2 separate regions of the Homo sapiens genome follow, and region 2 is linked to region 1. The links are chromatin contacts, found by Hi-C or POLR2A ChIA-PET in ENCODE. All regions are on one chromosome and are shown on one strand. Each heading gives the region's core, a stretch centred on a gene start or an enhancer-like site at or near the end of the contact. The rest is flanking DNA. Distances are from core to core; before and after follow the strand shown.

Region 1 (7,631 bases), core at 2,486-4,985:
TCCCAAGTTTACAACTTCTGCTGCAGACAGACACTCCTGTTTTCAGGTGGAGTGGCAAGTGCCCTAGTGGTGGCACAGTGGCCTAAGTCTCCAGAGAAAAGGGGGATTCACTCTGCCCAGGGGGTCTCAAAAGGCTTCCTGGGGGAGATGCTCTGCTGGGTCTTGAAGGAGGAGCAGGGAAAGTAGGCCGATACCAGCAAGGGCGCAAAGCAAGGAGAACTAAGTGACAGCCAGAAAGGAGTGCAGGCTTGGAGGGGGCGCGGAGCCAGAGGGGCAGGTCCTGGGCGTGGGAGCTGGTGGCGGGCGCCGTGGGAAGACCCCCCCAGCGCCCTGTCTCCGTCTCCCTAGGTCTCCTGGGCCGCCGTGACGCTACTGCTGCTGCTGCTGCTGCTGCCGCCCGCGCTGTTGTCGTCCGGGGCGGCTGCACAGCCCCTGCCCGACTGCTGTCGTCAAAAGACTTGCTCTTGCCGCCTCTACGAGCTGCTGCACGGCGCGGGCAATCACGCGGCCGGCATCCTCACGCTGGGCAAGCGGAGGTCCGGGCCCCCGGGCCTCCAGGGTCGGCTGCAGCGCCTCCTGCAGGCCAGCGGCAACCACGCCGCGGGCATCCTGACCATGGGCCGCCGCGCAGGCGCAGAGCCAGCGCCGCGCCCCTGCCTCGGGCGCCGCTGTTCCGCCCCGGCCGCCGCCTCCGTCGCGCCCGGAGGACAGTCCGGGATCTGAGTCGTTCTTCGGGCCCTGTCCTGGCCCAGGCCTCTGCCCTCTGCCCACCCAGCGTCAGCCCCCAGAAAAAAGGCAATAAAGACGAGTCTCCATTCGTGTGACTGGTCTCTGTTCCTGTGCGGTCGCGTCCTGCCCATCCGGGGTGGCAAAGCGTCTTGCGGAGGACAGCTGGGCCTGGAAGCCCGGCTGTCGGGCACCAGCCTTAGCTTTTGCGTGGTTGAATCGGAAACACTCTTGGTTGGGGAGTTCCCAGTGCAAGGCCCTGGGGCACAGAGAGAACTGCACAGGTGCATGCTTGGATCGGGCCATGCGGGACTCCTACGATGCTCTGCTAGGCATTCTGTAGCGGGGACTTTACCCAGAGACGCGGAAGGGGAAGGAAAGCAAGAAAGGTTGCAGCGGTCGGGCGCGGTGCTCACGCCTGTAATCCCAGCACTTTGGGAGGCCAAAGCAGGAGGATCCCTTGAAGCAAGGAGTTCGAGACGAGCCTAGGCAACATAGTGAGTGAGACATCTCTCCAAAAAGTTTTTTTAATTAGCGGGGTATGGTGGGCGAGAGGATTGCTTGAGCCCAGGAGTTTGAGTTTGAGCCATAATTGGGCCACTGCACTCCAGCCTGGGCAACAGAAGGAGGCACTGTCAAAAAAAAAAAAAAAAGAAAGAAAAAGAAAAAAGAAAAGAAAGAAAGGAAAGAAAGGAAGGAAGGAAGGAAGGAAGGAAGGAAGGAAGGAAGGAAGGAAGGCAGGCAAGCTGCATAGAGCAGCAGAATCCAGCTAGGAAGGGGTGGGAGTCAATCCTGCTGAAAAGGCAGGGAATTTGAACTTCAACAATGAGTCATCCAGAATGGCTGCATCATGGGGTATAGGGTGTGGGGAGTGGAGAGGCTCAGGAAGGGACACAGTTACAGTCAGTGCAGCACAGCTCGCAAAGGCTCTCACAAATCATCGGGCTTTGCACTTTATCTTGTAGGTAACAGAGTCATGGGACATTCTTAAGCAGGGGCAGTACAAGATTTTACTGCAACTCCAGCCAAAGACACCTGTTACTGGTGTTCCCAAAATCCATATGTTGAAGTCCGTACCCGTGGCACTTCAGAATGTGGCTGTATTTGGAAATAAGGTCCTTCCAGATGCAATTAGTTAAGATGAGGTCATACTAGAGTAGGGTGGGCCTCTAATCCACTGTGACTGGCGTCCTTATAAAAAAGGGAATTGGAACACAGAAACACACACAGGGAGAACCCATGTGAACATGAAGGTAGAGATTGGCTCCTACAAGCCAAGGAACACCAAAAATTGCCAGCACCCCCACCCCCAGAAGATAGGGGAGAGGCATGCAACAGATTCTCCCTCATAGCCTTCAGAAGGAACCAACGCTCTTCACCTGACCTTGCTTGGACTTCTAGCATCCAGAACTGTGAGACAATAGGTTTCTGTTGTTTGAGCCACTCACTTTGTGGTACTTTGTTATGGCAGTCCTAGGAAACTAATATAACATCCAAAAGTAGAGACACAGGCTAGGCTCCGTGGCTCATGCCTGTAATCCCAGCACTTTGGGAGGCTGAGGCGGGCGGATCACTTGAGGTCAGGAGTTCAAGACCAGCCTGGCAAACATGGCGAAACCCCATCTCTACTAAAAATACAAAAATTAGCCGGGCATTGTAATGCACGCCTGTGATCCCAGCTACTAAGGAGGCTGAGGCGGGAGAATTGCTTGAACCCAGGAGGCAGAGGTTGCAGTGAGCTGAGGTCATGCCACTGCACTCCAGCCTGGGCAACAGAGCAAGACTCCGTCTCAAAAACAACAAGAACAAGAACAACAAGAACAACAACAACAACAAAAGTAGAGACACAGAAAAATGTGGCACTTCTTAGCAATCTAACATCCCAGATAATACCTAGCTCAGAGGGTGGGGAGAATTTAGCCTGCCCTCCTTGCCCATAGGGTTCCCACTTTCACTGCTTCAGCTGTTTTGTCGTGGGAAGCAGCCACCCTCAGCCACAGAACTCAGCTGCCTCAATTTTCTGCATAGGTAGTGAGAAAGTCCTGTGTCTAGTCTCACTTTGGTCCCTCTTGCTGCTGTACTGGTTCCATCTTGGAGAAGTTAGAGGTCAAAGTTCACATGTGCATCCTTGGAGATTTGCAAGCCATGACTCTGCCCACCTCGAAACTATCTTTTTCAGAGGTAGTTTCTCCCAAACTTGCCTCCAGCCTCTCTTCCACTTGAAGGGCAGCAGAGAGGAGGATTAAGACAGTAGGAAGAGGGAAAACAGGCAGGCAACTGCCCTTCAAGACACTTATTTTGTACCAAAGACATGCATTATGGTATTACATTCTCACGGTAACTGCATCAGGTAAGAATTATCAGCTCCATTTTACAGATGAGGAAAGTGGGCTTGGAGAGGATATCACACGATTGGTGTCTAGAGCTGGGACTCTACCTGGTGGACTCCAAAGCTCTTTTCATTCCACCATGCTGTGTCTCAGTAGGCAGAGTTCGCCAGGGTGTCTTGGGAAAACTGAGGCAGGAGGTAAGAATGGTGCTTTCTAGAGTTGGGGTTTCAAGCCTTCCCATTGTCCATTCTCTACCAGCAAACTAGCCTCTTAACCCTTGCTGTCTCACGCTGGAGCTACTGGCCTGTGGGTGCTGCGAAATATGTCAACTCCAGTAGGCGGCACTGTGAACCAGACACCAGCCCAGCGTGGACGCCGCGCGGGAAAACCCGCGAGGTGGAGCCACAAGGAGCAGCCAGGGAACCACGTGTGGAGGCGTGGCCAGCCTGGAAGAGGGCGGGTCTGTTATTCAAGCCCCGCCCATCATTTCAGGCCTCCCCTCCCGGTGGGCGTGCCCCGAATTCTCTCCCCGAGAGACACGCGTGGGCCGCTCCCCTCTGGGAGGAGGGCTGCCCAGAGGGGTGCGGGTGTCGCTAGCGGCCCCTCCCCGTGTGGGGCCACGTGGCGGGTGCGGGCCGAGCCCGAGGGGAAGAACCTGGCCCGTGGGGAGGTGGGGGGGACCGAAACGGCGCTGAGCCGAGCCGAGAGCTACGGGGTTCGGAGCAGAGGCAGCGGCAGCGGCAGCGGCAGTAAGAGGGAGGGGAGGAGGCAGGAGGGCGCATGGGGCGCCCCGGCCCCTCCGACAGCGCGCCCCCTCCGGCCCGGCCGCGCTGAAAGCTCCCCAGCGCCGCGCCTTGAACCCACGCCCCGGGGCCATGCCGGTCATGAAGGGGTTGCTGGCCCCGCAAAACACCTTCCTGGACACCATCGCCACCCGTTTTGACGGAACGCGTGAGTGGGACGGAGGTCGGGGCTTGAGGTTCGAGCTGGGGGGCAAGTATCCTCGGGGCCGTCTCGGATCTCCTGGACATGGTGAGACCCGAGGCGAGGGGAGAGAATGGAGGTGCGGGTCTAGGAACTCCCAAAGCCGCGGTGCAGGAACAGGGCGGGGAGTGCCCTGCGAGGGGAGGAGGGGAAAGGGCCGAGAGCACGGGGGCCAAGGTTAGGGGGTGTGACTCGAGGCAGAAGAGGCTCTTTGTGCGGCAGAGCGGAGGAGGGTCCTTCGGAGCCGCCCACTCTCGGGCAGAGCTGTGCTGGGGGCGTGTATGGGGGTATCCGAGACACAGAAGTGGGGCAAAGTGGCCGGGCATTCTGGGGTCTACTCACAGACTCCAGCTCCCACTACCTCCAGAAAAAAAGGAGAAAAGATCAGACTTCAGCAGGACCTAGTTTGGATTGAGGTCGCGCGCCCCCAAATCGTGGGGCGTCAGTGTCTAAGGTGGGTGAGGCAGGAGGAGGGGAGCGGTCTGTGCGACGGTGGGAACTCCCAGCTCGCCCAACGTAGCTTGGGTTTCAGGTTCAGCACCTTGGACAGCCACATCACTCCTCCCCCGCCTCTTCTCCCGCCATTCCCTCTTCCCACTCTGGAACCCAGAGATTCCCCGCCCTCACCTCCCCCAACCCCGCCATTCCCTCGGGAACCCTGGCCGGGATCTGGATGGTGGGGGAGCGGTACCCGAGGGCGGAAACTGAGCCGCCGGGCCCTACCCTCTTCCCCACCACCTTGTTTCCATAGCGCCCATCACCGGGGCAACAGGCCCTGGGATGGAAGAAGGAGGCTGTGCCCAGAGCCCAGTGCCTCCCAGGCACCTTCAGTGTCCCCATCAGCCTCCCTGCCCCCAGACAGTCATCCCTCCTAGAGCACCAGGACTGGTTGTGTCACAGGCCCCATCTCTTAGCTGAGTCTCTGTCCCTGGATGGCCCACAGGAGTCCCCCTGGCCTCCCACCCATTGGAGCTGGAGGGAGACAGCTCGGGTTCTGCTGCTGGGGGTTGCTGGAGCTATACGCTCAATGCCCTCTCCCATTAGACTTTGAGCAGTGGGGCAGATCCCCTGAAAGCAGCTACAAGAATGCTAAAAAGTGGACCTTCTCTGGAAGGCAGGGAAGGAAGACAGCACTCATCACTGTCTGCCCCCACACTAAGGAGATCTGTGAGTTTGGATAATCTCTGCCTTTTGGTTTCCTATCAATAAATGGGTGTGGTGTCATCAGAATCTCTGCCCTGCTTACTCTGTAATAGGAAGAAAGCCAAGTGAATGTGGGGAAAAAATTTCACCTTCTCAGAGTAGCACTTACCATGTGCTAGGACTTGTTCTCCCCAAGTTAACTCATGTAACTCTCACAACGACCATGTGAGGAAGGCCTATTATGCCCTACTTTGCAAATAAGGAAAGCTTAGGCACAGAAGAGGTCATCAACTTGCCCAAGGTCACACAGTTAGTAAGTGGCAGTGGAGGGTTGCAGGAGCCCAGGCTCTTACTCACCATGCTATACTGCCTTCTACAGTGACAGCTCACCAGTTGGAAGGCAGGGGGATGGATGGCATGACCTCCTGGGGTCCTTCTCCAACTCCCCGTTAGACCCTGCTTAAGTCCTGTCTCAAGTCCTTGTCTCTTTGCTCCAACTTCTCCAATTCTCAATTCAGAATATCCCAAAGTGGGGTCAGGAGCAACATGGAAACCTGGGAAGCTTCTGGCTCTGTGACTTCTAACCCCAACTTAGAGGAAGTGCTGCCCACCTGGAAGCTAGCTCGCCTCCCAGCCTTGACCTGACCTTGACCTCTTCTTCCCACAGACAGCAACTTCCTGCTGGCCAACGCACAGGGCACACGGGGCTTTCCCATCGTCTACTGCTCCGACGGCTTCTGCGAGCTCACAGGCTACGGTCGCACCGAGGTCATGCAGAAGACCTGCAGCTGCCGTTTCCTCTACGGCCCAGAGACCAGTGAGCCAGCCCTGCAGCGTCTGCACAAAGCCCTGGAGGGCCACCAGGAGCACCGGGCTGAAATCTGCTTCTACCGCAAGGATGGTGAGGGGGCTCACCCCACCCTGCAGCTCTGCCTAGACCCCTAGCCTTATCCAGAGGGCACTGGGCACAGTAGGAGTCTGAGTGCTTGTCCCCACACTGCCAAAAGCTGACTGTGACGGAGCGTATCCCTGACCTCTCTGGTCCTGGGTTCCCCCATTTGAAAGATGAAGGAATCGGCTGACAGAATCTCTGAGGTTCCTTTTGGTTCTTGCTTTGCCAAGCTCTTAACTATGTCTAGGAGGATGAGAGGGATGAGGAGAAAGGCATGCCATGGGGCTGCCCATGCTCCTCCCTTCCCTCTCTCCATGCCTACAGGCTCAGCCTTTTGGTGCCTCCTGGACATGATGCCCATCAAGAATGAGATGGGGGAGGTCGTGCTGTTCCTCTTTTCCTTCAAGGATATCACTCAGAGTGGAAGCCCAGGACTTGGCCCCCAAGGAGGCCGCGGGGACAGTAATCACGGTAACAGCAAGTCCGGACGGGCAGTGTGAATGGTCAGAAGCCTTCGCCTAACCAGCCGCAAGGGATGTGCCCCAACGTATCTCTGCACCTTTCTTCCCAACAGAAAACTCCCTTGGTAGAAGGGGAGCCACCTGGAAATTTCGGTCTGCCAGAAGACGGAGCCGTACTGTCCTACACCGACTGACCGGCCACTTTGGCCGCCGGGGCCAGGGAGGCATGAAGGCCAATAATGTGAGTCCCACCCCCAACCCAACATCTCCCAAGTCCTCCAGCCTTGATTCTGAGGCACCCCTGCCACTGTCTCCCCACTTCCCTGTCTGTCTGGTGTCCCTCCTTGGCTTGCTCCTCTGCCCACCCATTTCCCATATACTACTCTATATGGTATATGCTCCATCCTATATCCTCCCCCAACATCCTTCTATCCCTATCTCCCTCATTCCCTTAGGTGATTGACATTACTTTGCTCCGATGATGTCACATTGCTCTAGCAGCAATGACCTCACCTGCCCGGGGGTGATAGGGTTATACCATGGGTGGTGAAATTGCAAGCTGCTATAGTTCTAGGGAGAAAGCCCTCATTGCAGGCCTGGCATCTAGACCTGTGTACCACCTCCTAGGATCCTGACCAAGCCAGGGGATTGAGTCCCCAACCCTCTGTTAGGGATACAGGGAATGCGGTGGGCTATGCCAGCCTCTGCTCCCTGCTGGGATATACCCAGCCCCCACTGGGCCCCCAGAACCCAAGAGGAACTTAAGGGAGAAGTTAGGTACCCCTCAAGCTAGGGCATGTGCCGATTTGTCATAGTCTTCTTCTCAAGTAGGATGAGTGTTGGGCCAGGCACAGTGGCTCATGCCTGTAATCCCAGCACTTTGGGAGGCCAAGGCAGGAGGATTGCTTGAGGCCAGGAGTTCTAGACCAGCCTGGGCAACATAGTGAGACCCCTTTTCTAAAAAAAAAAAAAAAAATTAAAAATTATCTGGAGGCCAGGCGCAGTGGCTGATGCCTGTAATCCCAGCACTTTGGGAGGCTGAGGCAGGCGGATCACCTGAGGTCGGGAGTTCAAGACCAGCCTGACCAACATGGA
Region 2 (7,631 bases), core at 1-2,500, 370 kb after region 1:
CAGGCCCTGGGGATGTGGTACCTCTCGATGACCACATCTTCCAGGGGGCCCCCGGCCGGGCTGGCGCGGCCCAGCCCCCTCCCCACGGCCTGCACCACCAGTAGCAGCAACTGCAGCAGGGGGAGCCGGAGGAGGCTGTGGCTGGGGGGGCCCGCGGGGAACATGGTGCCTGGAGTTGGGACCGCCGGCAGTGAGGGCGAGCGAGGGAGTCGCCACCAACCTCCTTCCCCCCGCCTCCCAGAACTGGCTCCCCCTCTTCCTGTCCTCTTTCCCTACCCCCGCCCTGGCTGGTCCACGTGGAATGGGGGCTGGGAAGACTGAGCTGGCCTGGCCGGGAGGAGCGGGGGAGGGGGTTGCAATAGGAGGAGGGGGCCAGGCTGAGTGTGTTAGAGTCTGAGGGAGGCACTACAAAGAACTCTAGGTTCCCCCTCCCCCCATCTCCATCCCTGGCTGCGAGACCTGGGGCCTGGCCAGGGAGAGAGGCTCGGGAAAGATGAGAACTCTGAGTGGACACCAAAGGAAAAAAAAAAAAAAAAGTTCAATGACTTTTTCCGGAGCCCCCGGGTCCTAAAGCCGGGCGGAGATGAACCTTGCTTCTTTCGCGGGCACTTCGAATTCTAGTCCCCTCCAGGTGGGTGGTGAAGCCGCGGAGTGTGAGAGGCATCTCCGTGCTCATCCGTGACCCCAGCTGTACTCCAAGGGAAGGCATCTCCAGGGAAGAGCAGCTTGGTCCCGCAAAAGCTGGACTGAAAGAAGGACTTTGTGACTTGGGATGTGACGGGCACGGAGATGGAGTGGGGGGTGGTGGCAGCGCAAGGTGTGCAGGTGACAGCAGGTGTGTGCCTCCGACGTGGGCGGGGGAGACACTCGGAGGGTGCAGGAGGGCGCAGCGACGGAAGGCCCGGCTCCAGGGCTTCCTTCTCGTATGGGCAGCGCAGAGGAGGCGGCCCTCACTCAGTGTCCTGATCTCAGGCGGGGGCACTGTTTGCATGGGGAGGGGCTTCCTGGGCTTCCCATCTCTGGCGGGAAGCGCTCCCCGACGCATTCTCTACCTAGGGGACACCCCCAAGGCAGGAGCCCGGGCCGACGGAGAGGACTTAACGACACTATCGGACCCTCTGGGAAAAGAGGGGAGACGTCGTGACCCAGGCCCCGCCCCACCTTGCCGCCTCGTGCCCGGCGCTAAGACCCAGCGGGCGCGCCGCCCGCCCGGGGCCCGGCCCTGTCCCCTTCCGTCCGCGGGGCAGCCAGCTCAGCTCCGGAGAGCCGGCGGCGCGGCGGGCATGGCTCGGGTGGCGTGGGGGCTGCTGTGGTTGCTGCTGGGCAGCGCCGGGGCGCAGTACGAGAAGTACAGCTTCCGGGGCTTCCCGCCCGAGGACCTGATGCCGCTGGCCGCGGCGTACGGGCACGCTCTGGAGCAGTACGAGGGAGAGAGCTGGCGCGAGAGCGCGCGCTACCTGGAGGCGGCGCTGCGGCTGCACCGGCTCCTGCGCGACAGCGAGGCCTTCTGCCACGCCAACTGCAGCGGCCCCGCGCCCGCGGCCAAGCCCGATCCCGACGGCGGCCGCGCAGACGAGTGGGCCTGCGAGCTGCGGCTCTTCGGCCGCGTCCTGGAGCGAGCCGCCTGCCTGCGGCGCTGCAAGCGGACGCTGCCCGCCTTCCAGGTGCCCTACCCGCCGCGGCAGCTGCTGCGTGACTTCCAGAGCCGCCTGCCCTACCAGTACCTGCACTACGCGCTGTTCAAGGTGGGAGCCCGCCCCCACCCGGGGACCTGTCTCGGGCTGGGCGTCGTGGCTCCCCACAGATCGGTCGAAGGAGCGTTATCTTCACCCAAGGCACGAAGCCCGCCGTGCGCTCGGGGCCGCGAGCTCCGGTCTTGCTGACCCGCTCCCCCACCCCCTACCCCCCGACCAGGCTAACCGGCTGGAGAAGGCGGTGGCGGCGGCCTACACCTTCCTCCAGAGGAACCCGAAGCACGAGCTGACCGCCAAGTATCTCAACTACTATCAGGGGATGCTGGACGTCGCCGACGAGTCCCTCACGGACCTAGAGGCCCAGCCCTACGAGGTGGGGTGGAGGGTCAGGAGGAGGCTTGTAGAGGAGGGCTAGTAGAGGAGGGGAGATGTTGGGGGCGCCCTGACTCCCCCTGCCACGCCCCTTCCAGGCCGTGTTCCTCCGGGCTGTGAAGCTCTACAACAGCGGGGATTTCCGCAGCAGCACGGAGGACATGGAGCGGGCCTTGTCAGAGTACCTGGCAGTCTTTGCCCGGTGCCTGGCCGGCTGTGAAGGGGCCCATGAGCAGGTGGACTTCAAGGACTTCTACCCGGCCATAGCAGGTATCTGCCACCCAGACCACGGTGGGCGGTCCTCTCACCCACAGGGCCCGGTAAGGCAGATGTCCCCTTCATGCACGTGGAGCACTGCGAATGCGGAGGAGCCAGCCGGGAGGAAGGCCTTGTCTGTTGAGAAAGACGCTGGGTGCAGGGGCCCCAGCTGGGAGTGTCCAAGGGGCTGGATCAGTGAGTAGAGGCAGTGACATCCCTAAAGGGTTTGGGAAGCTTGGGTTCATAGGCCTTCCAGGCAGAGGGCAGTGCAGATGCAAAGGTGCAGCGGTGAGAAGTAACCCAGCAGATGTGTGCAGAAAGCAGTTGATAACCAGAAATTACACCTAGTCTTGGGATCTCTAACCCTGGGGTCCCTCGAGCAGGGGCAGAAAGGACTGTACTTGGCCAGGTGTGGTGGCTCACACCTGTAATCTCAGCACTCTGGGAGGCCGAGGCAGGCAGATCACGAGGTCAGGAGTTCAAGACCAGCCTGACCAACATGGTGAAACCCCGTCTCTACTGAAAGTACAAAAATTAGCTGGTCGTGGTGGCGGGCACCTGTAATCCCAGCTACTCGGGAGGCTGAGGCAGGAGAATCGCTTGAACCTGGGAGGCGGAGGTTGCATTGAGCCCAGATCGCGCCACTGCACTCCAGCCTGGTCGACAGGGCGAGACTCTGTCTCAAAAAAAAAAAAAAAAAAAAAAGACTGTCCTTTAGCTTCTCTGTTTGGACTTCTGCCCCATTTCTGGACCTCACCTGCTGCTCTCCCAGAATGCCCTGGCTCCCTCTGGCTTGGGGTGGTGGTTGAGTGGCAGGGGTGGTGAGTCAGCCCAGCCCACAGTCATCTTCCTCACCATCACTTGTCATATAGTATGCCAAGCACTTTACAGACATTCTCTCCTGTGATTGCAACAGCAACACATTTTCTGGACAAGCAGCTTGGCTTAGTAGGCAGAGATTGGATTTAGAGTCTTCTCCACTGGGGGGACGGAGATGTTCATTGCAATGCCAGCCTCTCACTGCTGCCTCCCACCCTCAGATCTCTTTGCAGAGTCCCTGCAGTGCAAGGTGGACTGTGAGGCCAATTTGACCCCCAATGTGGGTGGCTACTTCGTGGACAAGTTCGTGGCCACCATGTACCACTACCTGCAGTTTGCCTACTATAAGTGTGAGCCCCCTGGGTGGGCTGGCTTGGGCAGGGGACGAGGTGATAAGGGAGAGGACTGTATGGGAGCCTCCCAGAGTTGTGGGGAGCTTTCCTTCAGTATTGAGGACCCTGGGTGATAGGAGGAAAGTCTAGGGGTGGTGGGAATATGGGGAAGGCACCCTGGGAGTCTGGGGCAGGTGAGAGGCTTCTGAGTGAGAACAGACAGCAGCCTCAGGGAGAAGAAGAGGGTCTTTTGGGCAAATGACTAGACAACCAACAACTGCAGAGCACTTGACAGTTTATTTTTATTTTTGAAACGGAGTTTCACTCTTGCCCAGGCTAGAGTGCAGGGGCACGATCTCGGCTCACTGCAACCGCTGCCTCCCGGATTCAAGTGATTCTCTTAGCCTCCTGAGTAGCTGGGATTATAGGTGCCTGCCACCACACCCAGCTAGTTTTTGTATTTTTAGTAGAGACGGGGTTTCACCATGTTGGCCAGGCTGGTCTTGAACTCCTGACCTCAGGTGATCCACTGCCTCAGCCTCCCAAAGTGCTGGGATTATAGGCATGAGCCACCATGACCGGCCAACACTTGAGAGTTTATAAGTCACTTTATCTTATGTGGTCCTTTCACCAACACCATGCAGCTGGCATTACTGGACCGATTTTTCAGATGGGGAAACTGAGGCTTATAGGGCAAGGGGCTGTTGGTCTTATGACTAATAAAAAGTGGCACCAGGACTTGTGGCTCTCCTCACTGGAGAGATCCTGGCATCCACTGGGGCTGGAATGGACAGCCTCCAGTGTTCCTGCAGCTCGGAGATGCCAAGATTCAGACAGAGCCAGGAGTCAGAGCAGAGGGGCTGAGAACCCAGGGGCCAGGAGACCCTTCCTGGGTACACATAGCAGAGAGGCTAAGGGCCTCTAATTCACTAGAGCCATCATTCTCCAGCTGTGTGAGCTTGAGCAATTTATCTAACCTCTCTGTGACTCAGATTTCTTGACTGTAAAATGGGGATGACAGTAATAGGTAGGCATGGCTGGGCACAGTGGTTCACACTTGTAATCCCAGCACTTTGGGAGGCCCAGGCAGGCAGATGGCTTGAGCCCAGGAGTTCGAGACCAACCTGGGCAACATGACAAGACCCCGTGTCTACAAAAAATACAAAAAGTTAGCCAGGCATGGTGGCGCGTGCCTGTAGTCCCAGCTACTGGGGAGACTGAGGTGGGAGGATTGCTTGAGCCCAGGAGGCAGAGGCTGTAGTGAGCCGAGATCACACCACTGCACTCCAACCTGGGTGACAGAACAAGACCCTGTCTCAAAACAAACAAAAACATACAAAAAATTAGATGGGTGTGGTGGTGCCTGCTTGTAATCCCAGCTACTCAGGAGGCTGAGGTGAGAGGATCACCTAAGCCTGGGAGATCAAGCTTGAGGTGACCATAATTGCACCACTGCACTCTAGCCAGGGTGATAGAGTGAGACCCTGTTTCAAAAACAATAAAAAGACAATAACAGTGAGGCTTAGATGAGTTAGTCAGGGCCTGGCATAGGGTAAGTGCCCACTACATGCTAGCTGGCATTATGCTTGGGTGGGATAAGGAGCCCATTAGGTATTCTGGGAGGTGGCTGGGTAGCAGGGGTGCTGGACTGAACTGGAAGATGGAGTTGACTCTGAAGGGGAAGTGCCAGAGCAATTCCTCACCCCTGTCCTGCTGCAGTGAATGATGTGCGCCAGGCTGCCCGCAGCGCCGCCAGCTACATGCTCTTCGACCCCAAGGACAGCGTCATGCAGCAGAACCTGGTGTATTACCGGTTCCACCGGGCTCGCTGGGGCCTGGAAGAGGAGGACTTCCAGCCCCGGGAGGTGGGCACTGCTTTCTGGGGCACTTGCTGGATATGCACTTTGTAAAAAATGAACTCCTGGCGGCCGGGCGCGGTGGCTCATGCCTGTAATCCCAGCACTTTGGGAGGCTGAGGCGGGTGGATCACGAGGTCAGGAGATCAGGACCATCCTGGCTAACACGGTGAAACCCCGTCTCTACTGAAAAGAAAAAAAAATTAGCCAGGCATGGTGGTGGACGCCTGTAGTACCAACTACTCGGGAAGCTGAGGCAGGAGAATGGCGTGAACCTGGGAGGCAGAGCTTGCAGTGAGCGGAGATCGCGCCACTGCACTCCAGTCTGGGTGACAGAGCGAGACTCCGTCTCAAAAGAAAAATAAATAAATAAATAATAAAAAATAAACTCCTGGCTTCCATGGAAGGCAGGATGGGAAATGGAAAGAAAGAATATGAGTTGAGGTTAGAGTCCTGGCTTCAGAGCCCAGCCCCACTGCTGTGTGGTCCTGGGAAGACCATGGCCCTTTCCTAATCTATTGCCTCACCTGCAAAATGGCAGTGATACTGCCACCTCACCAGCAGTGTCCAGACGAGGGAGGTATGAAGGTACACATCCACTCCTACCTGCTCCCCTCCCTACCTTCATTACCCTCACTGCTGACCTTTGTCCCTCTTTCCCAGGAACACCCTAGGTAACCAATGGAGGAAATCTGTTGGAGTTGAGGGCCAGGCTGGCAAATATGGGGCACATGGTGCCACTCCTGCCTTCCTTGTCAGTGGCAGACATTGCTAATCGATTGAGGGACTCTTTGTCACCAAACTCTCAGAATCCTTAACCCAGTGTTCCAAGCAGCCACGATGATCTGATGAGCTTGTGAGCTGATACCTATTCTCTGATCCTTGAGCTAGAAGAGGGCCAGTGGGCCCAGATCCTAGGAGCCCTGGCTTCTTGCCATCTGGCAACAGGGTATGGCTCACCCCCCACCCCGTCCTTCCCTCCTTCCAGGAGGCCATGCTCTACCACAACCAGACCGCCGAGCTGCGGGAGCTGCTGGAGTTCACCCACATGTACCTGCAGTCAGATGATGAGGTGAGTGCCTCCTGCTTTCCAGGATTGGGCTGTGATGGGGACACCTTGGACCTTTTCCTGGGGCCACCAGTGTGCCAGAATTCAGCCCCAGCCCCTGGTGGTCAGCTGTCGTGAAGAAGAGAGGTTTGCCTGTTCCTTGTCTAGACTGTCCGTTCCTTCCCCAGCCTTAGTATTCTCATGTCCTCCTTTTGTACATGTCTCAATCCTGTTCCTCCCAGGCCCAGCTCACATGGTGCCTCCTCCAGGAAGCCCTTGCTGCATGCCCTGGCTCTTTGTTCTGGGCTAGCAGTGCCCACTCTGACCTGTGTGCCTCCCTGGCCACCTGTGGCCTGGACCTGGGTGATTGCAGCCCTCGTCCATCTCAGCCCTGGGCCCCTTCTCCAGCCAGTATCCAGGAGAACCGCACTGCAGGACACAGGGCCACATTATTCCCTGTTCTCCCACATCCTGCACAGAGCCTGGGCTCAGAAACTGAGTTTGAATGAACCAGTGAATGAATGAATGCAGGACCTCAGGACAGAAGGACCGTATTGTATTACATTGATTTATTTTATTTATTTATTTATTTTTTTTTTTTGAGATGGAGTCTCGCTCTGCCGCCCAGGCTGGAGTGCAGTGGTGTCATCTCAGCTCACTGAAACCTCTGCCTCCCGGGTTCACACGATGCTCCTGCCTCAGCCTCCGGAGTAGCTGGGATTACAGGCGTGCACCACCACGCCTGGCTAATTTTTGTATTTTTAGTAGAGACAGTGTTTCACCGTGTTGGTCAGGCTGGTCTCGACCTCGTGACCTCATGATCTATCTGCCTCGGTCTCCCAAAGTGCTGGGATTACAGGCGTGAGCAGCCGCACCCGGCCCTATTAACATTGATTTCAAGTGAGGGTTTGACAGCCTTAATTTCTCTGAGGTGTTGCTGCTCAGTGCTCATTTATGTATCCTCTCCTTTGTTCATGCCCCCACGCCCCCACCCATCCAACCCCAGAGGAGGAGGGCAGAATCTACACCGTCAGCACCCAGGATGAGGAACTAGCCAGACCTGGCTCCATTACTTACCAGTTGGGTGGCCTCCAAACAAGTGTCAGGCAACCTCTCAAGCTTCTGTTTCTTCATCCATTGAATGGGGAGAATCATGCCCATCTCACATTGTTGTGGTGAGAATAACACAAGATCTGGCCGGGTATGGTAGCTCATGCCTGTAATCCCAGCAATTTGGGAGGCCGAGGCAGAG

What was found. A loop is a pair of places that touch in the nucleus more often than their neighbours do. ChIA-PET counts read pairs that join two places held with the same protein, here RNA polymerase II (POLR2A). Pooled maps may share reads with other maps.
Region 2: a pooled map shows a loop between it and region 1 (10-fold over the local background). The contact joins the promoter of P3H4 here to the promoter of KCNH4 in region 1. A Hi-C loop is called at or near these places in 2 of 37 single-sample maps with no recorded cell type and 5 of 50 pooled maps. POLR2A ChIA-PET finds 5 or more read pairs at or near these places in 1 of 52 experiments (WTC11).

The regions. Positions count from the first base shown.
Region 1 is chr17:42,177,246-42,184,876 of GRCh38, reverse strand. It overlaps KCNH4 (potassium voltage-gated channel subfamily H member 4), which reads left to right and starts at 3,735. Exons shown (of 17, transcript NM_012285.3): 1 at 3,735-4,007; 2 at 5,851-6,084; 3 at 6,400-6,546; 4 at 6,650-6,777. The coding sequence starts at 3,932. It overlaps HCRT (hypocretin neuropeptide precursor), which reads left to right. Exons shown (of 2, transcript NM_001524.1): 2 at 349-817. The coding sequence ends at 723. RefSeq lists enhancers at 1-650, 1,152-1,211, 4,775-5,342, 5,993-6,494 and silencers at 502-721, 3,304-3,579, 3,586-3,825.
Region 2 is chr17:41,805,568-41,813,198 of GRCh38, reverse strand. P3H4 (prolyl 3-hydroxylase family member 4 (inactive)) reads left to right here and starts at 1,250. Exons shown (of 8, transcript NM_006455.3): 1 at 1,250-1,745; 2 at 1,915-2,067; 3 at 2,165-2,336; 4 at 3,365-3,493; 5 at 5,195-5,340; 6 at 6,320-6,403. The coding sequence starts at 1,284. FKBP10 (FKBP prolyl isomerase 10) reads right to left here and starts at 195. Exons shown (of 10, transcript NM_021939.4): 1 at 1-195. The coding sequence starts at 164. RefSeq lists an enhancer at 881-990 and a silencer at 1,131-1,620.